2 separate regions of the Homo sapiens genome follow, and region 1 is linked to region 2. Evidence: chromatin loops called from intact Hi-C (ENCODE). Cell type or tissue: PC-3. All regions are shown on one strand. Links, peaks and the distances in the headings refer to the core of each region. The heading gives the core; the rest is flanking DNA. Region 1 overlaps FRMD5 (FERM domain containing 5). Region 2 overlaps FRMD5 (FERM domain containing 5).

Region 1 (15,974 bases), core at 3,720-11,719, 50 kb before region 2:
ACAACAGGGATATATAGTCTTCAATATAATGCCCCTTATATCAATGGAGGATGATTAATCTTGGTTTCTTCCCTCGAAATGCGGTGTGAGACCAGATAACAAAATTCAGGTGGGCCAGTCAGAAGATCTACAGAGGAAATGATCAAATCAGGTAATTAGCATATGCATCACCTGAAACATTTATCATTTCTCTGTTTTGAGAACATAAAAATCTGTTCTTCTACCATTAGAAAATATACAATAAATAGTGCCAGGCGTGGTGGCTCACACCTATAATCCCAGCACTTTGGGAGGCCAAGGTGGGCAGATCAGAAGGTCAGGAGATCGAGACCATCCTGGCTAATACGGTGAAACCCTGTCTGTACTGAAAATACAAAAAAAATTACCCGGGCATGGTGGCGGGCACCTGTAGTCCCAGCTACTCGGGAGGCTGAGGCAGGAGAATGGTGTGAACCCAGGAGGCGGCACTTGCAGTGAGCCAAGATCGCGCCACTGCACTCCAGCCTGGGCCACAGGGTGAGACTCCATCTCAAAAAAAAAAAAAAGAAAAGAAAATATATAATAAATTGCTGTTGATTGTAGTTGCCCTATAATGCTATAGAACACTAGAACTATAATGAAAAATATTTTATAAAGAAAATAATTCATAGTGCTCTTAGACTTCAAATACCAAACAGATTATGCTCTGGATAATTAAGAATGGATTACTGAATTCCCCACACACCAGATAATATGTGTGAAAGTAAGTCATGCACAGTACAGTGGTATAACTGTATTAGATGTTATTGTCCTTTAATGCTTTTGAGCCTTAAACTGCTGTATTAGCAAACTACTTAGGATAGCTCTTGTTTGTTGTGATGAGTGATGCTCAGCAAGGCTGAAGGGACAATTCACATGCCATCAACCAAAAACAACCTTACATTAAACAAGGACTTGCCTGCTACTTTTCTGAAAATGAACGAACAACAACACAAGACAAATTCTCCCCTGACCAGGCCTCTCTTACATCTTGGGTGGAAGGCTAAACCTGCTAAGGGGACACATTTTTTTGGGCCCGAGTCTGTATGTGCATGTGTGTGTGTGTGTGTGTTGTGTGTGTGTGTGTGTGTCTGTGTGTGTGTGTGTGTGTGTGTGTGTGTGTGTGTGTGTGTTTCAGAGTTGCCATGTGGTCAAACTGCCATAGACTGTCCCATCCAAGCTGAACAAGTAGCTCTCCTAGGAGGGGTAAAAAACAAACAACGATCTGCTCAGCACAGCGAGCAACTTCCTCACCAGGTGGGAAAATCTGGACCTGCCTCATAATGATTTTCTGTCATGCCCCACATAAGCAAATGCTGCACTAAATATACATCCCAAATACATTCTATCAGGGAGCTGGAGCAACACCAGTATTTATGCTCAGGCTAATGTTCTATTACAGGGATTATACTCAACTGAAATAAAATGAATATTCTCTAGCACAACCCAATTGTTCTTTATACAGTTTTTAATGAGATTCCGCCCAGTGTCACAGCAGTACTTATGTAATTACTCTATATAACTCTGCCAGCAAGAAGGGAATGAAATCTCCTTATCAGGGTATTGCAAACCAATAACACCTCAGCAGCCAGTCTCTTTCCATGCGCTGCTGCATTTTGGATAGTCTGGGAGCACGGCCATCATGCAGAGGGAACGCTTGGGTGACCAAGGCTTCAGCACTGCAGACTCGCTTCCAGGAATGAACACTGCACTTTCTTGAGATTTCCCAAGAAAACATATGAAAAGAAAGCGAGCCTGCAGCTTCTGAGCTGTGTCCTCTTCAATTGGGATGTTCAAAGGGGCATGTGTGGCCAGTATGCAGCCATGCGGTCAGCACGCAGCTTTTGTCAGAGGCTGCTGAAGGCAGCTTTGCTGGAACTCTGGAATAATCCACCCAGGAAGGGAAGTGAATGGGAGAAGAGGCAGATGCAGATGAAAAATTATTTGTTTGGCTCCTTGAGGAAAACTGTAAGTCAGCAGAAAGCAGAATTGAGAAAAAAAGTGCAGCTGAGAAAGAGGCTAATCTGGTCCTGAGAAATTATCTAAATTAGGAAGATAGCCTCTGCCATCCACTGCTGAAGAACCCCAGAAGCCAGGGGCTAGACCTCGAGCAGTTCCACTAAGGCTTTGTCCTGTGGTCCTAAGAATGACTTTTTCTCTACTGGTAATTCCGCTTTAGATGTGATAGGAGCCTTGAGCTGCCCCAGGGGCTATGAAATCCAAGAGCACAGCACAGGGACTTCCCCTCTACCCCAATGTCCAGTGAAGGAATTCAGTCAGAAGGACTTAGCAGCATAGTCTTGGTATCTGCTAAAGAGTTCTCAGGGCTTTCCCAGGGGAGCAAAACTGCACAGATTCTGCAAGGTAAAACATGGAGGAAGGACAGGACCATTGCATCACAAAGTCCTTGCTGGCTGCTTTCTGGGATTTTCTCTGGTAGCATCCCCATCCCTCAAGCATGGCTCAATCCTTGGTGGTGGAGATGGGTGGGAGAGGGAGCAGAATTAGGAAGCAAGCATCACTCCTACTCCACAACCAAAAGAAAATCAGCAATGAGAAGAAGGCTTGGTCAGATAGCAACAGGAAAACATAAATGAAGAATCACTACTGTTATGGCCTACATTGTAGACATTGTTCTTTACAGTCAGACCATATCGCTCACTAAGCCTTGTTGCAGAACTAGGAGAACTATGGTAGATCCTTCTTTGATCTTTACCACAGCTATCCCTCACAACCACTTCCCTCACAACAATAAAAACCTCACACCTTAGCTATAATTTACACTCCTGTGCCAACAGAGAGTGATAACAGGTTTCCACAAGGTACTTGTCATCTGTTACCTCCATGGGTGGTATTATTTGCACTTAATTGTGTTAATAGTTAAGACTCTAGTAATAAAAATAACCTTCAAAAGGTATTCTCAGCTATGATGTGACTTTACAGCCTTAGACACAAAATTCATGGAGACCAGTAGGATGGGTATTCTTCCTACTTTATAAATGAAGAAAAAATAACTCACAGATGTTAAATGACTGCCTGAAGTTTATGGCACAGTTTAAACTGGTTCCCAGGTTTCTTGATCCTTACCCAAGTCCTCATTCTATGAAAAAGTTCTGTGCTACCTGGGTAGAATGATCATTACAAGAGAAATCTGCCAGAGCTGAGCTGCACGTGAGGGAAAGCAAGCTACCTGGCCAAGCCCTGTCGATGCCCAGATTCAATTAAATATCATCAGGAAAGGGCTATTCAGTTTGTGCATTTCTCATCTCTTCTGCTCTCACGCTTTCCCTGGGGGCTGGCACAGAACTGCACAGACTGTGATTCAGGACGTTCTTCTGGGCCAGAGATGCTTCTGCCTGTTTGCTTACCCAGGAGACGAAGGCCTGCTGGAGGGCTGAGACCCAAAGCAGATGGGCAAGCTCATCACTGCACTGGGTACTGTCCTGGCCCACAAAGGCACCATGTGATAGTGACTCAAAGGTTATATTTACAGACCCCAAATTATTCAGTGCCTGTATATGCTTCCCTACTTCAAATGTAGGGGATGAGTGACAGGACAAAGTGAGAGCTGGGTGGCCAAAGTAAGATGAGTAATAGTGAAGGGCAGGCATAAAGATGACTCTCACCCAACACCATCCCAAAATGTGTAGGTGATAATGTGTGCGAGGGGAAAGGGGTTGACTCATCCTGGTTTGCCATATCTGAACAACAAGTATGACATTTTACTTAGCATTTCCATAGCATCTCTTTCTACAGAGCTTGGCGCTTGCCACATCCACCTTCTCTTGGCCTGATGAAATACCCTTGTTTAACAGGGGATCAGAGGGAGCAATCCATGCCCTTTAATAAGACTGTCCCTATCATCCTGCAAAGCCTCAGATGAAATCTACCTTACATGAGATAAGTGATATAAAGTGCTACAGTGCTTAGTACAGCACCTAGCACTCTTCGTTTAACAGCTATTTCTTGTATGTGCTAGATGATATGCTGAGCATTTTACATAGTAAATAATCAGAAAATGGAAGCTATTATAATAATTATTATCTAAAGGGAGTATGCCTCCTGTTCCTACATGCTCCCATTGCAAATCAAGCTCCTTTTGATTGTGGAACACAGGAGAAAAAAATGTCATTTTACTGTTTATGTGAGTAAATTTATTTGCCTTTGATGTATCTTGCTAAAATAAAATTTGTCCTCAGCCTTAGGTACACTGTAAATGCATATGAAGTAACAAGAATTTTCTCAAAGTCTCAACTCTTTAACACGGTCTCTCCTTTGTGCACAGGGATGTAACCAAAAAGCTAAACACAGGGCACTCCTCACCCTTGGAAAGTCACTTCCCAACATGGTACCCAAAGAGACATCTTGAAAGAGACATGCACAGTTATGTGCTCCCTCTCCAGGGAACAGTCTTCTCCAGTGGATGTGAAACAGGCTGTGGCAGCTGCTTAGTATCATTAGACCAAGGGCAAGTCACCTGCTCTCTCAGGCTTAAAATAAAGTTATCATCTCAAGCCAAAAATACTCAGCATTTGGCCAATAAAAGAAAGCCAATGAAGGCCCAGTTATCACAAGGGATTTCTTATTGATGAGATTTCTACAGTGAATAACTGAAAGTGTGATTTGTATGCATGTATGGCATTATGGAGAAGTTGATGAAAGCCAACTGCTTTGTGAAAAGGGCCATTTTGTGTGTGTGTGTGTAGATCAGCAAACCATCAAACCTGAATAAGTTTGTTTTTGTTAAGCACACAATTTCTTAATACATTTCATAAGCAATCAACCTCTGAGTGAAGAACATTAGCCTCCAATAAAAGAACAAATTATTCTTCTATATGTTCCATGTTTTCCAATGAACTGTCTCTATTCTGGTTATAATCAAGTAAAAGGCACCCACTTCAGAGATTTTTTTTTTTTTAGGGCATGGTCCTTGGCTATACAAGAGAACCAAAATGTTTTCAGAGTTTCAGATGATAACTGAGGATCCATTTGGGGTTCTGGTTTTTTGGTGGAAGTTTACCACAGGTAAGACAAAAACATAAGGCTAAGTAACTAGTACATGCAAACAAGGACCACTTATAAAATCACTCATAGCTGTACTTATTCAAGCCCTGGATAAAAAGGGAAGGCTCATACTCACTATTTCGACTAATAATTTGAATATGATTCTATCACACTTAGAGTAGATCCATTTCCAGCCTAATGCTTGGTTTTCTCTAATCTTGTTTATTCTTAATTGACACAATAATCTTTAGGCAGGATAAGGTATTTTCTCTCATAAATTTATAAACCTTTACAAAAGAAATTACTTTGCGGAAATTACTTCAAATGTCAAGTAAGTCAAGGAACTTAATCTTGGAATTATGTTTCTATTTTTAATGTTTTAATCCAGACACAGCTTTTTTTCCCTAAGTCTCCTCAAGTATTGAAGGTACTAAATCAGCTCTCATACAAACAGCTCTTCAGAAGGGAAATAATTGGAATTTTCTTCCTCATTTAGTTCTTTTAAATTCAACTACTTTGAGGGAAGATATAAAAATAAATAAATAAAATCAAATTGATTAAAATACACATGATGTGAGACGACTTTTTTTTTGCTCTAGTGTTCAACATCTTAATTAGAAACACCTGCTCAATTAAGAAAAATAGATTGAATGGAGAAATCTCAAAAAGTCATTCAGTCTATGACCCTGCTCTTGGGTCACGGGTTAACTAAAGCATCTCTAAAATGTAATTGCCTATATTAGTGTTTCTTAATCAACTTTGCAACACTCCAAGGCATTAAACAAAATGAATTTTAAATCATTTTACTTGTTAAAGCTGCTCATATGTACGTGTGTCCATCCAGAAAGGCTGGAAATGATGAGTTCATGAATTTCAGAAGAAGTAAAGCAAGGAGGGGATTACTGATGTTCATTGATAGCTGGCCATTGGTTAGACAACTTAATGATTGGGCCTTTTCTCTTTTGTCTCTACAAAGTTGACTGTACTGCAATCCCATTTCTTCCAATTCTATCATCTATGAAAATGAAGATTTACCATCATCTACCTTTTATTTATTCTTTTATAGATAATATCCACAGGTAGTTAAGTCAGCCTTTTTAAAGGGAGTATCTTCCCCTATCATCCCTTTAAAAAACTGATTTATATAACGTTTTATAATTTGCAAAGTACATATTCACAAAAATCCTCAGAAATTTAAAAATTATTCTTAACCTTGTTTACAGATGTGAGAACTGAGTGAGGTCATGTGTCACCTATTAAAATATTTGTGATAATTTCTTTCTTTCTTTTTTTTTCTTTTTGAGTTGGAGTCTGGCTCTGTCACCCAGGCTGGAGTACAGTGGTGAGATCTTGGCTCCCTGCAACCTCTACCTCCCAAGTTCAAACAATTCTCCTGCCTTAGCCTCCCAAGTAACTGGGATTACAGGTGCCCACCACCATGCCTGACTAATTTTTTGTATTTTTAGTAGAGACAGGATTTCACCATGTTGGCCAGGCTGGTATCAAACTCCTGACCTCAAGTGATCCACCTGCTTTTGGTCTCCCAAAGTGCTGGGATTATGGGTGTGAGCCATTAAGCCCAGCCTCTGATAATTTCTAGTTAGTTAGGTGGCTAGAAAATGTTGAGCCAGGGGCTCAAGCCCAGGCTTTCAATTTCTAATCTTTGGTTCTCTCCACTGTTCTGTATTAGCCTCTCAGAAGGTATTCAGACATTTGTATTACCTGATTTAGTTTTTCTCAGTGCTTTTAAGCCATGCAGCCCCAAACTAAAGTAACACTCCAGTAATGTGCAGTGAAAGCATTATCACTTTTATTTTGAATGTTGTGCTCTTGACAGTCTTTTAAAAGAGCCTCTTTCATTGATTATTAATTCAACTACCAGTCTGCTTTTATTCTTAATCATTTTTCCTGTGTTTCCTTGTTGCTAGCAAGCAAGTCAGTATCCTTGCATACTTACTTAATTTACTCTTCCTCCTTAACACACAGACCACTTACTGAGTCTTTACTGTGGGCGAGACACTATGCTTATGTCATTTTCACATAACTCCACAAGGTATATATCATTAACCTATTTTGCAAATGAACAACCTGAGGCTCAGAAAGGTCAAGTGTGTGTAACCTATTATTTTTTTGAATATATCTAAGAGAATCTGAATTTTGTCTTTCAGGTTTTTCTTGGTCTTATTTATGATACAGTGTATACTCCCCTTTTCTTAATTAAAGAAGCACTAAATGTCATTCCAAATAATGACTCATTTGTGCATACACTAGGACCCAGAATATAAGATAAGCTGCCCATGTAGTTTCATGGCTAACACAGTGGTCAGCACACAGGTGCTGAATAATGTACTGAGAGCTGCTCATGCCTTTGAGGACCATGCCTTAGAGTACCATTGATGGACTGAAAATATAAGAAAAAACAATCTAGAAAGAAAAAAAAATGAAAAAGGCAAAAGACAGAAGAGAAAGAAGGGGGAGATGGTTCTGTAGCCTCTGAAGTAAATTTTTGTTTTTTTGTTTTTTTGTTTTTGAAACAAGGTCTCACTCTGTCGCCCAGGAGCGCAGTGGCAACATCACAATCACGATCGTGGCTCATTGCAGCCTCTACCTCTGGGGCTCAGGTGATCTGCCCACCTCAGCCTCCTGAGTAACTGGGACTACAGGTGTGTGTCACCATGTCTGGCTATTTTTTTGTAATTTTTTTCGAGACAGGGTTTTGCCATGTTGTCCAAGTTGGTCTCGAATTCCTGGACTCAAGCAATCTGCTCACCTCCGCTGGGAGACCTTGGCCTCTCAAAGTTCTGGGGTTACAGGCGTGAGCCACCCTGCCCAGCTGGTAAATGCTTTTTAAAAGGAAGATTCATTGCTTTACATTCTATACTCAAGTTCTTATTAGTACTCCTATTGCTTGAGCTCCTGTTCTTTCCCGTGTGGTGGTCTCTATGGCTATGTCACAAAGGTGGTGACAGACTCCTTAGAAACAGAAACAAACAAGTATTCAACTGTGTGCATCTCTGCTGGCCATTTGTGTCATTCCAGCCCACACCTGGCATACAAACAACACTGACATCAACTCTCTTATGCATCCTCTGAAGGGAGCTGAAAAAAAGCCTTCTCAAGCCTTAACACAAAGACTAAACTTCCCTCCCCCACAGATTACTGTGCTTTCTTACAAATTCAAACAACCTCTAGTGAATAATTATTTAAGAAGTCTCTCTCCTTGGACCTCATAGCTCACTGCCTCAATTCCTCTAAACAGAGCCATCTGTTAGCCAAGGACTCAACATCAAAACATTCTTTGATGAGTCACAATTAATGACAAGTACAATGTGAGTACTGCCAGAATGATAAATTTAACACTACTCAAATATTCATCATGGACTAAATAAAGAGCCTTTTAGGTTTCGAAGACGAAATATTTTAAGGTTTATAAAGCTGCTTGGCTTTAAAAATAAACCAAATACAGTCCTGGTAGTTCCCAAGAAATCAAATGGATCTGAGGTAGTGTTAGCAAAGCTGACATTATGCGCCTGAAAATAATCATAATTTAGATTTTAATAGTCGATATGAATATTTTAATAGCTGATTTAGATTTTAATAGCTGCAACTATAGAAGTCAGGTGAGCACAATGAACTGACTGGGAGATGAGACACAAGAACTCTGACTCTAGCTGGGACACCAACTACTTTACATCCCTAGACCAGATGATTACCAAAGTCCCTTCCAGGGCTAATACTCCATCACTCTGTGAATATATGATTTAGAAACATGCCTACCTTTTGGATTCAAAGAGGACTCCACTGACAATATTTTTTGTGTTAAGATTACTGACATCTGAGATTTTTTTTTCCTAGACATTTTTGCTTGTTAAAAGACTAGCAAATTCAATGAGTGAATTTGGTCAATATTTCTTTTCCCTTTTAACGGGCCTATTGCTCATTGATACTACTGAAAGGGCAAGTTATTTGCATCCACACGCTAAATTTTCTCAGTAAAATGATGATGATGATGATAATTTTTTGAGACGGAGTTTCGCTCTTGTTGCCCAGGATGGAGTGCAATGGTGCGATCTCGGCTCAACGCAACCTCCACCTCCTGGGTTCAAGCAATTCTCCTGCCTCAGCCTCCCAAGTAGCTGGGATTACAGACATGCGCCACCATGCCCAGCTAATTTTGTTTTGTTTTGTTTTTTTGAGACGGAGTCTCGCTCTGTCGCCCAGGCTGGAGTGCAGTGGCACAATCTCGGCTCACTGCAAACTCCGCCTCTAGGGTTCATGCCATTCTCCTGCCTCAGCCTCCCAAGTAGCTGGGACTACAGGCGCCCACCACCACACCCGGCTAATTTATTTTTTGTTTATTTAAGTCTCACTCTGTCACCCAGGCTGCAGTGCAGTGGCGCGATCTTGGCTCACTGCAAGCTCTGCCTCCCGGGTTCATGCCGTTCTCCTGCCTCAGCCTCCCGAGTAGCTGGGACTACAGGTGCCTGCCACCACACCTGGCTAATTTTTTGTATATTTAGTAGAGACGGGGTTTCACTGTATCCGTCAGGATGGTCTCGATCTCCCGACCTCATGATCTGCCCGCCTCGGCCTCCCAAAGTGCTGGGATTACAGGCGTGAGCCACAGTGCCTGGCCTAATTTTGTGTTTTCAGTAGAGACAGGGTTTCTCCATGTTGGTCAGGTTCGTCTCAAGCTCCCGACCTCAGGTGATCCGCCTGCCTCAGCCTCCCAAAGTGCTGGGATTACAGGCGTGAGCCACCGTGCCTGGTCTAAAATGATTATTTTTTAAAAATGAGATCCATATAATGAAAACCAACAGTTCTCCTTAGGTCTGTTTCGCAATCAGTAAAAGATAAATAAGAAATAGCTCAGCAATAATGAGCAGTAGAAAAACAAATGTAATTTAAAATCTGAGTCCCATTTTATGGCTTAAAGCTGAGTAGCAAAAGTAGACAAATTGAAGTCTAATCTTGTATTTGAAAAAAACCTAAACTACATAGAACTGTGGCTTTAAAAGCATTTGTGAAGAGAAAGCAGGAAAGATCTAAAATTGACACCCTAACATCACAATTAAAAGAACTAGAAAAGCAAGAGCAAACATATTCAAAAGCTAGCAGAAGGCAAGAAATAACTAAGATCAGAGCAGAACTGAAGGAAATAGAGACACAAAAAAATCCTTCAAAAAATCAATGAATCCAGGAGCTGGTTTTTTGAAAAGATCAACAAAATTGATAGACTGCTAGCAAGACTAATAAAGAAGAAAAGAGAGAAGAATCAAATAGATGCAATAAAAAATGACAAAGGGGATATCACCACCGATCTCACAGAAATACAAACTACCATCACAGAATACTATAAACACCTCTACGCAAATAAACTAGAAAATCTAGAAGAAATGGAGAAATTCCTCGACACATACACTCTCCCAAGACTAAACCAGGAAGAAGTTGAATCTCTGAATAGACCAATAACAGGAGCTGAAATTGAGGCAATAATTAATAGCTTACCAACCAAAAAAAGTCCAGGACCAGATGGATTTGCAGCCGAATTCTACCAGAGGTACAAGGAGGAACTGGTACCATTCCTTCTGAAACAATTCCAATCAATAGAAAAAGAGGGAATCCTCCCTAACTCATTTTATGAGGTCAGCATCATCCTGATACCAAAGCCTGGCGGAGACACAACAAAAAAAGAGAATTTTAGACCAATAATCTTGATGAATATTGATGCAAAAATCCTCAGTAAAATACTGGCAAACCGAATCCAGCATCACATCAAAAAGCTTATCCACCATGATCAAGTGGGCTTCATCCCTGGGATGCAAGGCTGGTTCAACATATGAAAATCAATAAACGTAATCCAGCATATAAACAGAACCAAAGACAAAAACCACATGATTATCTCAATAGATGCAGAAAAGGCCTTTGACAAAATTCAACAACCCTTCATGCTAAAAACTCTCAATAAATTAGGTATTGATGGGATGTATCTCAAAATAATAAGAGCTATCTATGACAAACCCACAGCCAATATCATACTGAATGGACAAAAACTGGAAGCATTCCCTTTGAAAACTGGCATAAGACAGGGATGCCCTCTCTTACCACTCCTATTCAACATAGTGTTGGAAGTTCTGGCCAGGGCAATCAGGCAGGAGAAGGAAATAAAGGGCATTCAATTAGGAAAAGAGGAAGTCAAATTGTCCCTGTTTGCAGATGACATGATTGTATATCTACAAAACCCCACCATCTCAGCCCAAAATCTCCTTAAGCTGATAAGCAACTTCAGCAAAGTCTCAGGATACAAAATCAATGTGCAAAAATCACAAGCATTCTTAAACACCAATAACAGACAAACAGAGAGCCAAATCATGAGTGAACTCCCATTCACAATTGCTTCAAAGAGAATAAAATACCTAGGAATCCAACTTACAAGGGACGTGAAGGACCTCTTCAAGGAGAACTACAAACCACTGTTCAATGAAATAAAAGAGGACACAAACAAATGGAAGAACATTCCATGCTCATGGGTAGGAAGAATCAGTATCGTGAAAATGGCCATACTGCCCAAGGTAATTTATGGATTCAATGCCATCCCCATCAAGCTACCAATGACTTTCTTCACAGAATTGGAAAAAACTACTTTAAAGTTCATATGGAACCAAAACAGAGCCCGCATTGCCAAGTCAATCCTAAGCCAAAAGAACAAAGCTGGAGGCATCACACTACCTGACTTCAAACTATACTACAAGGCTACAGTAACAAAATCAGCATGGTACTGGTATCAAAACAGAGATATAGACCAATGGAACAGAACAGAGCCCTCAGAAATAATGCCGCATATCTACAACTGTCTGATCTTTGACAAACCTGAGAAAAACAAGCAATGGGGAAAGGATTCCCTATTTAATAGATGGTGGTGGGAAAACTGGCTAGCCATATGCAGAAAGCTGAAACTGGATCGCTTCCTTACACCTTATAGAAAAATTAATTCAAGATGGATTAAAGACTTACATGTTAGACCTAAAACCATAAAAACCCTAGAAGAAAACGTAGGCAATACCATTCAGGATATAGGCATGGGCAAGGACTTCATGTCTAAAACACCAAAAGCAATGGCAACAAAAGCCAAAATTGACAAATGGGATCTAATTAAACTAAAGAGCTTCTGCACAGCAAAAGAAACCACCATCAGAGTGAACAGGCAACCTACAGAATGGGAGAAAAGTTTTGCAACCTACTCATCTGACAAAGGGCTAATATCCAGAATCTACAATGAACTCAAACAAATTTACAAGAATAAAACAAACAACCCCATCAAAAAGTGGGCAAAGGATATGAACAGACACTTCTCAAAAGAAGACATTTATGCAGCTAAAAAACACATGAAAAAATGCTCATCATCACTGGCCATCAGAGAAATGCAAATCAAAACCACAATGAGATACCATCTCATGCCAGTTAGAATGGCTATCATTAAAAAGTCAGGAAACAACAGGTGCTGGAGAGGATGTGGAGAAATAGGAACACTTTTACACTGTTGGTGGGACTGTAAACTAGTTCAACCATTGTGGAAGACAGTGTGGCAATTCCTCAGGGATCTAGAACTAGAAATACCATTTGACCCAGCCATCCCATTACTGGGTATATTCCCAAAGGATTATAAATCATGCTGCTATAAAGACACATGCACACGTATGTTTATTGCGGCATTATTCACAATAGCAAAGACTTGGAACCAACCCAAATGTCCAACAATGATAGACTGGATTAAGAACATTTGGCACATATACACCATGAAATACTATGCAGCCATAAAAATGATGAGTTCATGCACTTTGTAGGGACATGGATGAAGCTGGAAACCATCATTCTCAGCAAACTATTGCAAGGACAAAAAACCAAACACCAGACGTTCTCACTCACAGGTGGGAATTGAACAATGAGAACACATGGACACAGGAAGGGGAACATCACACACCAGGGACTGTTGTGGGGTTAGGGGAGGGCGGAGGGATAGCATTAGGTGATATACCTAATGCTAAATGACGAGTTAATGGGTGCAGCACACCAACATGGCACATGTATACATATATAACAAACCTGCACATTGTGCACATGTACCCTAAAACTTAAAGTATAATAATAATAATAAAAAGAATATCACTAGAAAATAAAATAAAATAAAATAAAATAAAAGCATTTGTGAATGCAACTTTTGTTATAATCATAGATTAAGGTGATGATTCACTGGGTATAGATCAACTTTAAAAAGACCAATCACAAGGGATTTAAGAAATGGCACACTAGTGGGTCAGACTCAATCAAAAGTCCTTATAAATATAATAATTCAGTGATGCCTTTTTCCGTGTTCATTTCTGTGATAACTAATCCTTTTGTGGCTATTTTCCTGAACTTTTTTTCTTTTTTCAAGCATGAAAACAACATAGCATTAAATATTGAAATAAGTGAGGCCAGGCACAGTGGGTCATGCCTGTAATCCCAGCCCTTTGAGCCATGATTGTGCCACTGCACTCCAGCCTGGGCAACAGAGTGAGACCCTGTTTCAAACAAACAAACAAACAAACAAAAAAAAAAACAAAAGAAAAGAAAAAGAAAAATGAGTGCTCATAATGACAGAATCCTGATGTAACAAGGCTTTTTTTTAATTTTGGCATATTAGATTTTGGCCTCTTTCACATGTTAATGCTTTTTCTTATGTGTAAGCATGCACATATTCAGAATCCTGCCCTCAATGGAGAAAAGATATTACCTAAAAGCCAATTCCAGATGATGACAATTTTCTTGTGACCTTGCATTCTGCCTAGTCTTATATTCTCAAGTATTGACAACATTGTGATTTATGACTGAAGTCCTTCCATACCATTGCTTTGGGTCTTGTCTAGAAGAGGCAACCTTGGATTACTAAATAAATGAAAACACAATGACTTATAGCCCACAGTTCAGAAGACTCGGAGTTGGCAAACTTACCATGACTGTAGGCAAAAGACTGCAGGAGAACTAAGTATAATTAGGGTTGCTGTGAAATAAAGGGCAAGCAAAGAAAGAGGATATGACTGAGCTATGGTTTGGATTGAAGGGAAGTCTCCAAAAAAGTATACTGAGGGAACTCACCTAGTATGGAAAAGGATAGAGCATGGCCTGGGGACTCAGTACTTTTTAAATTGACAGGGATTCCAGCGATATTTAGCTTATAACCCTTATTAATGAAAGATGCACAAAAGCAAATACAGAGTACAGAGGCAGGGCTTGAAGGAACGGGCAGAGACTTTTCCTGATTCTTCTCTATATTTACTGCATTCTATCTCCTGAGAGTTAAAAACAACTATGATCATTCACTTTGATGACCTGTCAAAACCATCTGATGTGCACTAGGATGATATCTGCCTTTTACTGATGACGTGTCAGGGACTGTACATACACTGCGCCTAACTTTGCAAAGCAAGTCTTATTACTGTATTTCTAGTTTATGATTGAAGAAGCTAAGAAATAAAGAGGTCAAGTAAATTACCAGGATTTCACATAGCTAATGTGTCTAGGTTGGGATTTGAATCCAGGTATGTGTAACAAGTAAGACTGCACCTAATTTCCCACCATGCCACCCTCTAAAAGATGCCATGCAAAATTAATCTTTTAAAAAGTCTTTTTTTTTTTTTTTTTTTTTTGAGACAGAGTTTCACTCTTGTTGCCCAGGCTGGTGTGCAATGGCACAATCTCCGCTCACCACAACCTCTGCCTCCCAGGTTCAAGCGATTCTCCTGCCTCAGCCTCCCAAGTAGCTGGGATTACAGGCATGCACCACCACACCCAGCTAATTTTGTACTTTTAGTAGAGACGAGGTTTCTCCATGTTGTCAGGCTGGTCTCGAACTCCTGACCTCAGGTGATCCGCCCACCTTGGCCTCCCAAAGTGCTGGGATTACAGGCGTGAGCCACCGCACCCGGCCTAAAAAGTCATTTTTTAAGATCCAAAGAAGCACATATGAGGGTAGTATTAATATGCTAAGTATGGCTATCAGGAACTATATAATCCCAGCTCAGTTTAGGTAATATTTTTCCACAAATGTTAATGAAAGTGCCTGCTGCATGCAAAGCACTGGACCTTGAGGCAGGAAGATATAAAAGTCACAATTCTTGCCTTTTAAGAGTTTATCATCTGGGCTGGGTGCGGTGACTTACGCCTGTCACCCCAGCACTTTGGGAGGCTGAGGTGGGCAGATCACTTGTCAGGAGTTCGAGACCAGCCTGACCAACGTGGTGAAACCGCATCTCTAATAAAAATACAAAAGTTAGCCGGGGCGTGGTGGTGCATGCCTGTAGTCCCAGCTACTTGGGAGGCTGAGGTGGGAGAATCACTTGAACCCAGGAGGCGAAGGTTGCAGTGAGAGGAGATCTCATGCCGTTGCAGTCCAGCCTGGGAGACAGAGTGAGACCCTGTCTCTAAAAAAACAAAACAAACAAACAAAGTTTACCATCTAACTGGGCAGGATAGGAAAAAAGTAACAATAGGGATAATTAACTGCTTAAAACAAGAATAAACATAATATTACAAAGGAATACATGATTAATTGCCAAACCAATCATATTTAAGACTAAGAAAAGGGAGAGATTACATGGTCTGGAAGGGTTTAGGAAGACTCCATAGAAGAGAAGGAGGGATGAGGCTGATTTTTAGGGATTGATAGAATCTAGACAGGGAGAAAAGTAGTACTGGATTCCAAGAGGAGAAATGGGGAACAAAAACACCAGAAAGAAAGCCTTTTGCTCAGAGCCAAAGGTTTAGAACATGAATGGTTGTGAGGTAGCTGGAAAGGCAGGTTAGAGACCAAGCACTGGAGACTTTGAAGGGTAGGTTAAGTAAATTAGATTTAATTCCTTGGGCAATGGTGATTCAGAAATGTTTCTGAGCAAGGGAGTCACATGATCCAAGTG
Region 2 (15,974 bases), core at 4,569-12,568:
ACAGATATATGTGTGATATACAGATACACACATACATGATATACCATTTTATATTTGTGTGTGTGTATGTATATATATATATATATATATATGCCATGCATATATATATATATATATATATATATATATATATATGTGCCATGATTTCTTTGTTTTTGTTTTTTTGGAGACAGCATTTCACTCTGCTCTGCCACCCTGGCTGGAGTGCTCATTGCAGCCCCAAACTCCTTGGGCTCAAGCCATGCTTCTGCCTCAGCTTCCCTAGTAGCTAGGACTATAGGCATGCACCATGCCCAGCTATTTTTTATTTTTTTGTAGAGACAGGGTCTTACTATATTGCCCAGGGTGGTCTTGAATTCCTGAGCTCAAGTGATCCTCCTGCTCAGTCTCCCAAAATGCTGAGATTACAGGTGTGAGCCACTGCACCTCACCCTACCACAATTTCTTTGTCCATTCTTTTGTGAATGAACACTTAAAAGATTGTTTCCATTTCTTGGCTATTGTGAATAACGCTGCAATGAACATGAGAGTGCAGACATCTCTTCAACTCATTTCCTTTGGATATATGCCCAGAAGTGGGATTGCTGGATCACATGGTAGTTCTATTTTTTTTTTTTTTTCTTGAGACAGAGTCTCGCTGTATCCCCCAGGCTGGAGTGCAGTGTCACAATCTCGGCTCACCGCAACCTCTGCCTCCCGGGTTCAAGCGATTCTCATGCTTCAGCCTCCAGAGTAGCTGGGATTATAGGCAAGTGCCACCACACCCAGCTAATTTTTGTATTTTTAGTAGAGACGGGGTTTTGCCATGTTGGCCAAGCTGTTCTTGAACTCCTGATCTCAGGTGATCCACCCACCTTGGCCTCCCAAAGTGCTGGGATTACAGGTGTGATCCACTGTACCCTGTGGTAGTTCTATTTTAAAATTTTTGAGGAACCTCCATACTGATTTTCAAAATGGCTATACTTTTTTAGTATTTGGAGATAGGGTCTCACTCTGTTGCCCAGGCTGGAGTGAAGTGGTGTGAACACAGCTCAGTGCAGCCTCAACCTCCTGGGCTCAAGCAATCCTCCCACCTCAGCCACCCCAGTAGCTGGAACTATAGGTGCGAGCCACCATGCCCAGCCTCAAAATGGCTATACTAATTTACATTCCCATTAAGAGTGTACAAGGGTTCCCTTTTCTCACCGATAACAAGTATTCTCACCAATACTTGTTATCTTTTGTCTTTCTTATAATAGCCATTCTAACGTGTTTGAAGTGCTAGCTCATTGTGGTTTTGATTTGTATTTCCCTAATGATCAGTGATGTTGAACACCTTTTCATATACTTGTTGACCATTTTTATATCTTCCTTGGAGAAATGTCTATTCAGCTCCTATGCCCATTTTTAAATCATGTTATTTGTTTTTCTGTTATTGAGTTGTATGAGTCTCATATATTTTGGATTTAATCCCTTATCAGATAGACATATGGACTATAAATATTTTCTCCCATTCTGTGGGACACTTTTTCATTTTGTTGATGGTTCCCTCTGCTGTGCAGAAACTTTTTAATTTGATGTAGCCCTACTTGTTTTTGCTTTTGTTGCCTGTGTTTTTAGTGTCATATTAAAAAAAGTATTGCCAAGACTAATGTCATGGAGCTTTCCCCCTATATTTTCTTCTAGGATTTTTATGGTTTCAGGTCTTATGTTTAAATCTTTAATCCATTTTGAGTTTATTTTTGTGTATGGCATAAGATAAAGATCCAATTTTATTGTTTTTTTTTTTTTTGAGACAAAAATCACTTTGTCATTCAGGCTGGAGTCCAGTGGCATGAACACAGCTCACTGCAGCCTCCGCTTCCCACACTCAAGTGATCCTCCTGCCGCAGCCCCCCAAGTAGCTGGGACTACAGGCACATGCCACCACGCCCAGCTAATTTTTTTGTATTTTTTGTAAAAATGGGGTTTCAAAATGTTGTCTTGAACCCCTGAGCTCAAGGGATCCTCCTGCCTCAGCCTCCTGAGTAGCTGGCTAATTAGCACCCGGATAATTTTTGTAATTTTAGTAGACACGGGGTTTCACCATGTTGGCTAGGCTGATCTCAAACTCCTGGCCTCAAGTGATCCACCTGCCTCAGCCTCCCAAAGTGCGAGCCACCGCACCCAGTTCATTCTTTATTTTGATGCCAAAAGACTCCTCGGTTTGGCCACAGTGAGCCCCTTCAAGTTGTTTCCTGTCCTTTTGACATGTCATCATTACTTGAGCACTTTTCAACTTTCTAGCACAATAAGATGTCCCAGGCCCATCTTACCCTTTCTCTGCCCTGGCCCAGAATCAGCTAGTTCTCAAAGGCACCTGATTTTTTTAGTGGAGAGTGGCATTTAAAAACTTACATCTGGGTGTTGTGTGATCATTGTTATTGGAGGCTCATTCGTCACAGGCCTTCTCAGTAATGAAGTTAAGAAAGTATGTTTGAGGGTGTATATTTATATCCATTTCTGTATCTCAATGTTAAAAACCATGGGTTTACACTAATATCTCTAATTCTATTCCAATTTCAAAGGGTTCATTCTGTAGCAGGATGAGCTGCAGACAAGAACCCCTCAGACACCGAGTTGTGAAAGGAAAGGGCTTTACTCAGCTGTGAGCATCGGCGGACTCACATCTCCAAAAACCAATCTCCCTGAGTGAGTAATTCTTGTCCCTTTTAAGGGCTTACAACTCTAAGGGGGTCCGCGTGAGAGGCTCATGATCAATTGAGCAAGCAGGGGGTATGTGACTGGGGGCTGCATGCACTGGTAATTGGAATGGAACAGAACAGGACAGGGATTTTCACAGTGCTTTTCCATACAATGTCTGGAATCTATAGATAACATAACCTATTAGGTCAGGGGTCGATCTTTAACTACCAGGCCCAGGGTGCGGCGCGGGGCTGTCTGCCTGTGGATTTCATTTCTGCCTTTTAGTTTTTACTTCTTCTTTCTCTGGAGGCAGAAACTGGGCATAAGACAATATGAGGGGTGGTCTCCTCCCTTAATTCTAGTCTCCCCCCTTTCCATACTTGTAACTCCCTTTTCTAACAATGAGAGACCTACCTCCTATTATCCTCACTTTACTTATGTGCTCAGTCCCAGGATACAAGGAAAGAATTCCCAAGTCATACCACAGCAGAAGACTGAACTCTTGATCTTTTGTTCCAAATGGGGTCCACCCACAGCCTACCCCATTTCAGTTGATGGCAACTCCATCCTTCTAGTTGCTCAGATAAAAAACCCTGGAATCATCCTGGAGTCTTTACTCTCTCTTTCATACTACACATCTATCTAATCTGTCAGAAAATCCTATCAGTTCTACCTTCAAAATGTATTCAGAATCTAACCACATCTTACCACCTCCACCACTATCAATCACCCTGGTCCAAGCCACCACCATCGTCTTGGGCCTAGATTGCACCCAGCTAGTCTCCCTGCCTCTACCCTTGCCCCTTAATCAGTCTGTCATCAACATAGCAGTCAGGGTAGTGCTTTTAAAAATGTAAGTCACTTTCAATCACTCCTCTTAACATTCCAATGATCACAAAACACTCAGATGTAGGTTGTTAAAACCCTGCGATGGTTCCCTATTTCACTCAAGAGTAAAACCCAGAGTCCTAAAAATGTCCCTATAACTTTCTGGCCTCACCTCCTATTACTCCCTTCATCATCCTACTTTACTCCAAACACAATAGCCTCCTTGCTATTTGTCACACTCTACAGCTATAATCTTATTTATGCCCTTGGCTATGATTCCTCTGCCAGAAATGATTATTTTACTTCCTTCAAGTGTTCAATCTCACTTCAACAAGGCCCACACTGACTACCGTATTTGATACGTATACTTGATATTACAACCACCCATCCAACTCTAGCAGTCCCCATTTTCCTTACCCTACTCTATGTTTTCGTATTCTACAGCACTTATCACTTTCTAATATACCATATATCATTTACTAATTTTTTTATGTTTATTATTCATTGCTTATTCTCCACCCCTGGATCACTGCTAGAATTTATGAGGACATGAATTTTTGTCTCTTTTGTTCACTGAAGAAGAAAGGGGCCTAGAATGGTGTCCAGCAAGCTGTAGACACTCAACAAATATTTGCTGATGTTAAATGAATAAATTATTAGGAACCCAGCATTATGAATTGTTTCACCCCCTATTTTGGCAGCATGGTTTGACTAAAAATTTTCTGTAAAACAATTTGATTTTTAATCTATAATAGCAATTTGGACCAATAGCTCTCATATTTATTTTTCAAACCAGCATTCTCTCCAAGAGGAATGTGTCCTTACAAGAAATTTAGTAACACACCCACACCAGTGAGCCAAGGTACTTCAAATGAATGTTAAATCAAACTTCCAGAGAAAATGCCATAGTTTTTATTTAACATGTATGTATACCTATGTGTGTACATATCAGTACAAGCATACCTCATTTTATTGTGCTTCACTTTATTGTGACTCACAGATACTATGTTTTTGTTTTTGTTTTTGTTTTAATAAATTGAAGGTTTGTGGCAACCTGGCATCCAGCAAGTCTACTAGCACCATTTTTCCAATAGCACATGCACACTTCATGTCTCTGTGTCACACTTTGTTAAATCTTGCAATATTTCAAAGTTTTCCATTAATATTATTTTTTCTTACAGTGATCTGTGATCCTTAATGTTACTACTATACTTGCTTTGGGGCACCATAAGCCATGCCCATAGAAGATGGCAAACTTAACAAATGTTTTATGTGTCCTCACAGCTCCATCAACCAGCTGTTCCCCCAACTCAGTCCCTCTCTTTGGGCCTCCCTATACCCTGAGACACAACAATATTGAAATTAGCCAATTAATAACCTTTCAATGGCCTGTAAGTGTTCAAGTAAGAGGAAAAGTCACATGTCTTTAACTTTAAATCAAAAGCTAAAAATGATTATGCTTAGTGAGAAAAGCAGGTTGAAAGCTGAGATAGACTGAAAGCTAGGCTTCTTGAGCCAAATAGCCAAATTTGTAAATGCAAAGGAAGAGTTCTTGAAGGAAATTTAAAGTGCTACTCCAGTGATCACATGAATAACAGGAAAGTAAAACAGTCTTCAGGCTGATATGCAGAAAGTTTTAGTGGTCTGGATAGAAGATCACACAAGACACAGCATTCCCTTTAATCAAAGCCAAATCCAGAGCAAGGCCTTACCTCTCAATTCTGTGAAGGCTGAGAGAGATAAGAAAGCTGCACAAGACAAGTTTGAAGCTGGCAGAGGTTGGTTCATGAGGTTTAAGGAAAGAAGCCATCTGTATTAAGTCCACTCTCATACTGCTATAAAGAAATACCTGAGGCTGGGTGTGGTGGCTCATGCCTGTAATCCAGCACTTTGCGAGGCCAAGGCAGGCAGATCATCTGAAGTCAGGAGTTCGAGACCAGCCTGGCCAACATGGTGAAACCCCGTCTCTACAAAATCAGCCGGGCATGGTGGCATGTGCCTGTAATCCCAGCTACTCGGGATGCTGAGGCAGGAGAATCACTTGAACCCGGTAGGTGGAGGCTGCAGTGAGCCGAGATCACGCCATTGCACTCCAGCCTGGGCAAAAAGAGTGAAACTCCATCTCAAAAAAAAAAAAAAAAAAAAAAGAAAAAAGAAATATCTGAGAGTGGGTAATTTACAAAGAAAAGAGGTTTAATTGACTCAGTTCTGCAGGCTATAAAGGAAATACAGCGGCTTCTATTTCTTGGGAGGCCTCAGGAAACTTACAATCATGGTGGAAGGCAAAGGGGAAGCAAGGCATCTCACATGGCCGGAGCACGAGGAAAAGAGTGAGGGGAAGGTGCTACACACTTTTAAACAACCAGATCTCATGATAACTCTTATCCCAAGAACAGCACTAGGGGGATGATGCTAAACCATTCATGAGAAGCCACCCCCACCAGATCCAATCACTTCCCACCAGGCCCTACCTCCAGCACTGGGGATTATCTTTCAACATGAGATCTGGGCAGGGACACACATTCAAACCATATCACCATCTCCATAACATAAAAGTGCAAGATGAAGTAGTAAGTGCTGATACAGAAGCTGCAGCAAGTTACCCAGAAGATCTACCTGAGATCACTTATGAAGGTGGCTACAACAGATTTTCAATGTAGATTAAACAGCCTTCCACTGGAAGAAGATGCCATCTAGGACTTTCATAGATGGAGTAAAGTCAACGTCTGGCTTCAAAGCTTCAAAGGACAGGCTGACTCAGATTAAAGGATAATGCAGCTGGTGACTTTAAACTGAGGCCCAATGCTCATTTACCATTCTAAAAATCCCAGGATCTTTAAGAATTATGCTAAATATATTGTGCCTGTGCTCTATAAATGAAACAACAAAGCATGGGTGACAGTACATCTGTTTACAGCATGGTTTACAGAATATTTTCAGTTCATTGTTGAGACCTGCTGCTCAAAAAGAAAAAAAAATCCTTTCAAAATATTACTGCTCACTGACACTCTACCTGATTACCAAAGAGATCTGATGGAGATGTACAGGAGATTAATGTTGTTTTCATGCTTGCTAACATCCAGTTGGTAGCCCATGGATCAAGGAGTAATTTGCACTTTCAAGTGTTATTTTAAGAAATACATTTCATAAGACTATAGCTGCATGAATAGTGATTCCTCTGATGGATCTAGGCAAAGTAAATTGAAGAACTGAATGCCATCATTCTAGATGCCATTAAGAACATCTGTGGCTCATGGGGAGAAGTCAAATTATCAACATTAACAGGAGTTTGGAAAAAGTTGATTCCAACCCTTGATTTCAAGCTGTCAGTGGAGGAAGTAACTGCAGATGTGGTAGAGATAGCAAGAAAACTAGAATTAGAAGTTGAACCTGAAGATGTGACTGAATTGCCGCAATCTCAAGATCTTATGGATGAGCAGAGAAAGTGGTTTCTTGAGATGGAAACTACTCCTGGTGAAGATGCTGTGAACATTGTTGAAATGACAACAAAGGATTTAGAATATCCCATAAACTTAGTTGATAAAGCAGTGGCAGGATTGGAGAAGATTGACTCCAATTTTGAAAGAAGTTCTACTGTGGGTAAAATGCAGTTAAACAGCATTGCATGCTACAGAGAAATCTTTCATAAAAGGAAGAGTCCACTGATGTGCCAAACTTCATGGTTATCTTATCTTATTATAAGAAATTGTCACAGCCACCTTCAGCAGCCACCACCCTGACCAGTCAGCAGCTGTCAACATCAAGGCAGGACCTTCCACCAGCCAAAAGATTTTAACTTGCTGAAGGCTCAGGTAATTGTTACCATTTTTTTTTTTAGCAACAAAGCATTTTTAAATTAAAATATATAAATGTTTTTTTCCAGCCATAATGCTATTACACACTTGACAGACTACAGTATAGTGAAACATAACTTTTATATGCACTGGGAAACCAAAAAATCTGTGACTTGCTTTATTGCACTATCCACTTTATTGCGGTGGTCTGGAACTGATTCTGCAATATCTCCAAGGTATGCCTACATATATATAAACCTCTGCTTTTAATGATACTGTGAGGGCCTAGAATTTCATTTGGAGTTAATGTACACATTTGACAAACTTGACTGTTTTGAGAACAATGTTTTTAATCCCTCAAGTTCTCTGTCTGCTGATCAAAATGGACATTAACATCCTAACATACTTTGCATTTTCCTAGTATCTACAAGGCCAGATATTTTTATCTTTTAATTTTTTGAATTTTTAAAATCTAATTTTTTTAATTAATTAACTAATTTTTTTTTTTTTTTTTTTTTTTTTGAGACAGAGTTTCGCTCTTGTTGCCCAGGCTGGAGTGCAATGGCGTGATCTTGGCTCACCGCAACCTCCATCTCCCGGGTTCAAGTGATTCTCCTGCCTCAGCCTCCCAAGTAGCTGGGATTATAGGCATGTGCCACCACCCCGGCTAATTTTGTATTTTCAGTAGAGACGGGGTTTCTCCATGTTGGTCAGGCTGGTCTGGAATTCCCGACCTCAGGTGATCCACCCGCCTTGGCCTCCCAAAGTACTGGGATCACAGGCGTGAGCCACTGCGCCTGGCTGCTAATTTTTTTTAAAGAGATGGGGTCTTGCTCTGTTGTTGTGGCTAGAGTGCAGTGGGATGATCATGGCTCACTGCAGCCTTAACATCCTGGGCTCTAGTGATTCTCTCACTTCAGCCTACTGAGTAGGTGGGGACAATCGGCAATTTTTTTTTTTTTTTTTTTTTTTTGTAGAGATGAGGTCTCCCTATGTTGCCCAGGCTGGTCTCAAACTCCTGGACTCAGGTGACACTCCTGCCTCATTTTTCTGAAGTGCTGGGATTACAGGCATGAGCCTGTAAGGCTTTATTTCTAGAAGCCTTTATTTCATGTAGAAGGCTTTATTTTATTATTTTTTTGAGACAGAGTCTTGCTCTGTTGCCCAGGCTGGAGTATAGTGGCACCATCTCAGCTCACTGCAATCTCTGCCTCCTGGGTTCAAGAGATTCTTGTGCCTCAGCCTCCCAAGTAGCTGGGACTATAGTTGTGAGCCATCACACCTGGCTATTTTTTTTGTATTTTTAGTAGAGATGTGGTTTCCTCATGATGGCCAGGCTGGTCTTGAACTCCTGACCTCAAGTGATCTGCCTGCCTCAGCATCTCAAAGTGCTGGGATTACAGGCATGAACCACCGCGCCCGGCCACAGGCTTTTTTAACATGTGGTGCACCAAAGATTTTTGTATGTAAAATTTTGTGTAAATGTATTTTCATTGTGGAAGCTAATACTTGCATCAGATTTTCAAAGGATTCTCTGACCTAAAATAAGTTAAGAATCACAGCATTAAACTTGTAGAGTTCCTCCATTAAAAATTAGCTTCCCAGGCCAGGCGCAGTGGCTCACACCTGTAATCCCAGCACTTTGGGAGGCTGAGGCAGGCAGATCACCAGGTCAGAAGATCGACACCATCCTGGCTAACACGGTGAAACCCTGTCTCTACTAAAAATCCGAAAAATATGCCAGGTGTGGTGGCAGGCGCCTGTAGTCCCAGCTACTGGGGAGGCTGAGGCAGGAGAATGGCATGAACCCGGGAGGCGGAGCTTGCAGTGAGCCGAGATTGCACCACTGCACTCCAGCCTGGGTGACAGAGGAGACTCCGTCTCAAAAACAAAAAACAACAATAACAAAAAATTAGCTTCCCGACGACAGGAACCATGTCTGTCCCATCATCTTATCTTAGTTCCTACCAAGTAGTAAATAATAAATGTTGAACAAATAAAAATAAGGAAATGAATAAAGAATGGATGAACAAATCACTAATTTATTGCCTCAGCTCACACTATCTCTTCTTTGCCCAGCTTTCTAAGGGTTGGGTCACAGTAGCTCATATGACTGATAATGAGTCAGAGAGGTAATAAGACTTGCTCAATGCAGTTATCACTAAACATGGCTGGGGGGAACCTTTGTAGGAGTGAAAAAGAAATCTTAAAGATGCAAAAGACATTTGTCTTTCTGTACATTTTTAAAGTAACATGTGGCTGGGTGCAGTGGCTCATGCCTCTAATCCCAGCACTTTGGGAGGCTGAGGCAGGATGATTGCTTGATCCCAGGAGTGTGAGACCAGCATGGGCAACATGGAGAGACTCTGCCTCTACAAAATACAAAAAATTAGCTAGGCATGGTGGCACACACCTGTAGTCCCAGCTACTCAGCTGGCTGAGGTGGGAGAATTGCTTGAGCCTGGGAAGTCGAGGCTGCGGTGAGCCGTGATTGTGCCACTGCACTCTAGCCTAAGTGACAGAGTGAGACTGTGTTTGAAAAAAAAATCCACTTTTATGGAGTTTTTTTGAGGCATAGGTTTCCTGGGGGCTTTGGGGTGCTGTGTACTTCTAGGTACTAAGAGGAAAGGCCCAGAGAACAGGCTGCTAAGAGCTTGCTCCAGGTCCCAGGCTTAAGGGGAAAAGGTAATATTTATTACCCTTAAAGTTCCCTGTTTGGCTGTCCAACTCAGCTTATAAAAGTAAGAATGGAGACAGAAATTCAAATAAGAATTCTGCCCAGGAGTAAACACTGTGGATCTCTACTGCATCTTTTTGGAACCTGAGTATATTAGACAGAGCACAGAGGCTACTCTTCCCTAACATCATACCCTGACCTTCAAAGGGGTTTAAACATTTTTATTATCCAATTTCTGCATTATGCTGGCCATAAAGAATCATTTCTATTTATAAGGGAATTATCCACTAAGATTGATCAGGCTATTGTTGAGGACAGATTCCATCTCTGGAATGGCTGCATCTATTCTGCTGAGGGAACTTTCTGCCATGGATGGCTTGGCAATGAATTACCAGAAATACTCAAGAGGAAAGCAAGTTGCCTTCTGTCTCCACTTTACACACAGCAGAAAACCCAAGTGGTTATGGAATACAGTGAATTACCCAGAAACAATCAGTTACCAGAAGCTCTCTAGGATTACAGTGATGACTAACCTCAGAGATGAAGCCTTCCAAGAATCTCTTCTCAATCTTTTTTCCTTTTCTTTTTTTTTTTTTTTTAGACAGAGTCTTGCTCTATCACCCAAGCTGGAGTGCAGTGGCACGATCTCAGCTCACTGCAACCTCCATCTCCTGAGTTCAAGCCATTTTCCTGCTTCGGCCTCCTGAGTAGCTGGCTAATTAATAACTGGCTAATTTTTGTATTTTTAGTAGAGACAGGGTTTCACCATGTTGGCCAGGCTGGTATCAAACTCCTGACCTCAAGTGATCCAGCTGCCTTGGCCTCCCAAAGTGCTGGGATTATAGGCGTGAGCTACCATGCCTGGCCTCAAGAACCTCTTCTCTAAACCAGACCTACAAATGATATTCTTGACAATGGAATGGATTACTTGAAGCACAGAAAACAGAAAGGAAGTTAAACAAACATGAATACAACAGGGAACTCTTCCATATAGCTTTTATGCTGGGCAAAAGAGCCCTAACTGTGGGCAGAAGTTGTTCAAACTTCATTACTCAACGTTAAAAAAAAAATGCTTCAGTGGGTACCTACTATGTGTAAAGCATAGCACTGGGCACGATGAGAGAACTAGGGTGAACAAGATGAGAAGAGTCCATGATCTCTAATACTAGAGATAAAATATGAACACTAATAACTGGAATGCAGGTGGAAAAGAGGTACAGATAATTTAGAAGAGACAGAACATTTGGCTAGTGGCAGTGGGGTCTTGTTGCTTCTGCTTGGTGGATTAAGGAAAGAAGGAAAGAAGGTTAGGGCCTTGGATGCCCAGCTAAGTAGGCTTCTTTTCTTTTTCTTTTAATTTCCCTTCCTTCTTTTCTTCCTCTCTCCCTCCCTTTCTTCCTTCCTAATACTTTACATCCTTAAAAGTTTTAAGTAGAGAACTGAAGACGATAAGAACTGCTCTCTGGAGAAATTAATACGGTAGTAGTGAAGTTTGTAGCAATGGGAATTGAGAGACAGAGCCAACAGATGTTTAGGATATAAATCAACAGGTCCAGGCAACTAACTGTTGTGGGGATCACTAAGAGGGAAGAGTCAAAGGTGACTTGGAGAATGCTGATGTCATTCAAGAACAGGTGCCCAGGAGAGAAATAGAAGAAGGTCGGACAGATGATGTGTGGTTCTGGACACAATGAAGTGTTAGTGAAGCCACCTGACAGGCTGTTGGAAATGTGCGACTGAAGCCCTGAGGAGAGGTCTGGATTGCTGAAGCTATAGATGTGAGACTATTATGCATACAAATGAGCTGATGCCATGAAAGTGGATGAGATCATCAAGGGAGATAGCAAAGGAGGAGGAAAGAGAAGGGTAAAGGGCAGAACCTTAGGGAATACTTGCATTTAGGATAAGAAAAAGACCCTGATGACGCCATCAAAGAAGGAATCATCAGAGCAGTAATCTGAGAATCAGCAGACTGTCACAAAGCAAGAAAGAGGCTCAAGAGGGTGTAGGAGGTCACAACAGAAAATGCTACCCAGAGGTCAAAAAGGATGGGGCTTGAGAAAAATGCCAGCGAGACATCGAGGAGCATTTTTCACTAGACTTTTGGTGGGATCAGAAATCAGAGGTTTCAAGTGCAACAGCTAAAGAGGGAACAAATGGGCTATTCAATTCATATTTGTTGGTGTCCATCTGTCTTTACTGCTTGACTCTTCTTTTTCCTTCCTGAACTCACCATCTGTTCACTTTCACTGCTATGTGCAAATTTCTAAAGACCTTCATTTTAAGGATTCAGCAGATACTGACAAATATTGACTTAATAAATCTCCCTAAGAAATCCTAGATTCCTAAAAGGGTGACTGCTTGTTCACATTTTGTTTCTCAAGCAAAGATATCCCAAAGACAAGTGAAATGGACTGCGGATAGAGAGGGCTGACTGTAAGTGCACCACTGAATAAATGACACTTCCAAAGTCTTCCTGACTATCACAGAGACTCTAAACTTTTCTAAACACTCTGCAGATATTCTTTTGACACATCTAGGCTTTGCAAAACCATATACCTAATCACATTTAGTAAGAAGCTTTCTTAGAACTTAAGTGTATTTAGCCATTTCAAGTCTATAGTAGAATACGGCATTAAATGATAAAGTTCCCCTACCAAATTAAATAAGGGTAACTGTTCTATTCATAGATGAAAGAAAAACATAACAAATTTTGGTATGCCTCTTTCAAAACCGGTCACTAACTTCCCAAACATCTTCACTGAACAGATACGGTATTGAGAAGTGTTGTGGGTGGCACAAAATTACAGGATATGACTACTAATGTTATGCACCAATCTCAATTAACAGGGGGTACACTTGCAGGGTACATAAGTATAATCTGGGTTTAACATAATCTTTTGGGTTCACCTAAAACATTATTGGTTACTGGCAAGTTATTGGGTTTTTTTTTTTTTTTTTTTTTTGAGATGGAGTTTCGCTCTTGTTGCCCAGGCTGGAGTGCAATGGCACAATCTCGGCTCACTGCAACCTCTGCTTCCCCGGTTCAAGGGATTCTCCTGCCTCAGCCTCCCAAGTAGCTGGGATTACAGGCATGCGCCACCATGCCCAGCTAATTTTGTATTTTTAGTAATGGTGGGGTTTCACCATGTTGGTCAGGCTGGTCTCGAACTCCTGACCTCAGGTGATCCGCCCTCCTTGGCCTCCCAAAGTGCTGGGATTACAGGTGTGAGCCATTGCGCCCCGCCTATTGTATCTTAAAAAGTAGATTCTCATTATGAAAAGCACACATTGATTTCTGAAAGTCAATTATTTTGTCCCAGTACTTTGAGAAGCTGAGGCAGGATGACTGCTTGAGGCGAGGAGTTTAAGACCAGCTTGGGCAACATAGCAAGATCCTATCTTTACAAAAACATTTTGAAAAAATTAGCTGGGCGTGGTGGCATGCCCCCGTCATCTCAGCTACATGGGAGGCTAAGCTGAGAGGCTCACTTGAGCCCAGGAGTTTGAGGTTAAGTCCCTAAGTTACAAAAAAGATATATTTCCAAAGTTCTTCAGTAACTTAGGTACTTAGAAATTCATGAGCATTTTCTCACTGATTCAATGATATTAATAATGATTAGGTCAAATCATGGACTTAACCATGGTGGTGATTTTTATCCCTAGAGATTGGTATAATATCTTGCACATGGTGTTCTAAAAAGTTGCTGAACAAATGATTGAATGAGTCAACGAATAAAGTGTAGGCCTATACTATTCTGAAAGTAATACAAACTATTAATATAAAAATGTTTCCTTTGAAAAATATGTTCTGAATTCCAGCTTGGTTGTAAAGAACAATCTCTCCTATGGTTCATTCTCTAATTTTGGTGGTTGAATGAGGACTTCTTTCCCAGCTATGACATTAATTTCATATTAAGTTTCAGTTACCCTCGACATTTTCTTACTTCCATTGGGGAGGCCCTATAAGGAAAGTTAGAGGAATGAAAGGAAATAGATGATGATGAGGAGGAGTGATGCAAGTATCTGGAGACACCTTCTTTTTTTTTTTTTTTTTGAGACAGAGTCTCACTCTGTTGCCCAGGCTGGAGTGCAGTGCTGCGATCTCAGCTCACTGCAAGCTCCACCCCCTGGGTTCACACCATTCTCCTGCCTCAGCCTCCTGAGTAGCTGGGACTACAGGTGCCTGCCACCACGCCCGGCTAATTTTTTGTATTTTTAGTAGAGATGGGGTTTCACCGTGTGTTAGCCAGGCTGATCTCGATCTCTGGAGATACTTTCAAGAGAGACACTCATCAGGGCTGGTTGAACCAATCCTGTCATCATTTGTTCAACATTAGCCTAACTGGAACAAGGTGAGGACAGAGACTGGCATGAGAGGGGGTCTAGGTCACAGAAGACTGCAGCTGTGATGGGGGGAAAAGCAGTCTGAGGAAAGGAGTCTTTCTGTGCAAGCTTATCTAAGGCTGGTATTCATCCAAACAAAAGTAGTATAGTAGAGAGGTTAAGTGTAAGGACTCGGGCCAAACTTTCTGGGTTCAAGTCTCAGCCCCCTACTTTTTAGCTATGAGATGTCAGACTAGGTACTTAACCTCTCTATATCCCATTAAAATGGGTATAATAAGAATATCTACCTCGGCTGGGTGTGGTAGCTCACGCCTGTAATCCCAACATTTTGGGAGGCCGAGGCGGGAAGATTGCCTGAGGTCAGGAGTTCGAGACCAGCCTGGCCAACATGGTGAAATCCCATCTCTACTAAAAATACAAAAATTAGCCGGGTGTGGTGGCAGGCGCCTGTAATCCCAGCTACTCAGGAGGCTGACGCAGGAGAATCGCTTGAACCCAGGAGATGGAGGTTGCCTTGAGCCAAGATTGCGCCAATGCACTCCAGCCTGGGTGACAAGAGCGAGACTTCGTCTCAAAAAAAAGAAAAAAGAAAAAAAAAGAATACCTACCTCAAGAGTTGTTAGGAGGATTAAATAATTTAACAGTATCTGAGATACCCTGAAAGCTATATGAGCATTAACTAAACGAGCACATCAGGCATGTGTAAGTTGCTGATTACATGTTATGTCAATTATAAACTTAGTTAACTTTTAAAACTATAGGTTTCCTAGGGATGAAAGCACAAGAGGAAATTAAGGTGGGTATGGTTTATTAAATATCAGTAAAAACCATAGTACTATCTTCAATCATATGTGATCCCTGTTTTTCACCCCAAAAGAAAAGAAAAAAACTATGCCTAACCTTGTGCCAAATCACCACTTAGGACTAGGAATTTTTAAATGGTACCATGAGACCCAAGCAAGCCTTACTGAAACTTTTTTTTTTTTTTCAAGACAGGGTCTCACTCTGTTGCCTAGGCTGGAGTATAACAGTGTGATCATAACTCACTGCAGCCTTGAATTCCTGGGCTCAAGTGATCCTCCTGCCTCAGCTTCTTGAGTAGCTAGGACTACAGGCAAGCACCACCATGCCTGGCTACATTTTTACCTTTTGGTTTTTACAGAGCTGGGGTCTCATTATGTTGCCCAGATGGGTCTCAAACTCCTGGTCTCAAGTAACTCTTCTGTCTTGGCCTCCCAAAGTGCTGGAATTATAGGTGTGGGCAACCGTGCCTGGCCCTGAAGGTATTTTAATAGTGCATTTTCTTCTAATAATGAGAAGAATATAAAATATATCTTCTTTTTTGACAGTGTTGCTCTAAGAAAAACTATTCAAAATGGACTCTATTTAAGAGTACAACTCATTTCACTAAGTGAAATAAGGTCATTCTTTTTAATTTCAGAAAAGTCTGTGTCCAAACAAATGTCCTTTGGACCCTTAGTACAGAAATTGCAATAATTTTTGAGACAAAAACTTCAGGGTTGGGCTGCCAAGTCCACATGCTTTCTTTCATGGTTTGCCAGCACAAAGAGTTACTAGGGGAAAATGTTCATTAAATGAGAAAGGTTACGTCATACTGAAGGACTATGCACTTACAGATAGATGGCTTGCCTTTGCCCAGTATT

What was found. Hi-C counts contacts between places; a loop is a spot of excess contacts. Peaks named below come from ENCODE experiments on the same cell type or tissue, not always from the same donor. Only the 100,000 strongest peaks of a DNase experiment are listed, where the experiment ranks them.
Region 1: it touches region 2 in a loop (4-fold over the local background); 3 of 110 quality-filtered maps call a loop at or near these places.

Annotation. Positions count from the first base shown.
Region 1 is chr15:43,950,891-43,966,864 of GRCh38, forward strand. The region is part of intron 1 of FRMD5 (FERM domain containing 5); the gene reads right to left. Among named protein-coding and RNA genes, the nearest start is that of WDR76, 130 kb to the left of the region's middle. In PC-3, for the core only: no CTCF peak of the experiment used is centred there; no DNase peak of the experiment used is centred there.
Region 2 is chr15:43,999,855-44,015,828 of GRCh38, forward strand. The region is part of intron 1 of FRMD5 (FERM domain containing 5); the gene reads right to left. Among named protein-coding and RNA genes, the nearest start is that of WDR76, 180 kb to the left of the region's middle. In PC-3, for the core only: no CTCF peak of the experiment used is centred there; a DNase peak (open chromatin) is centred at 9,397; H3K27ac peaks cover 830 bases.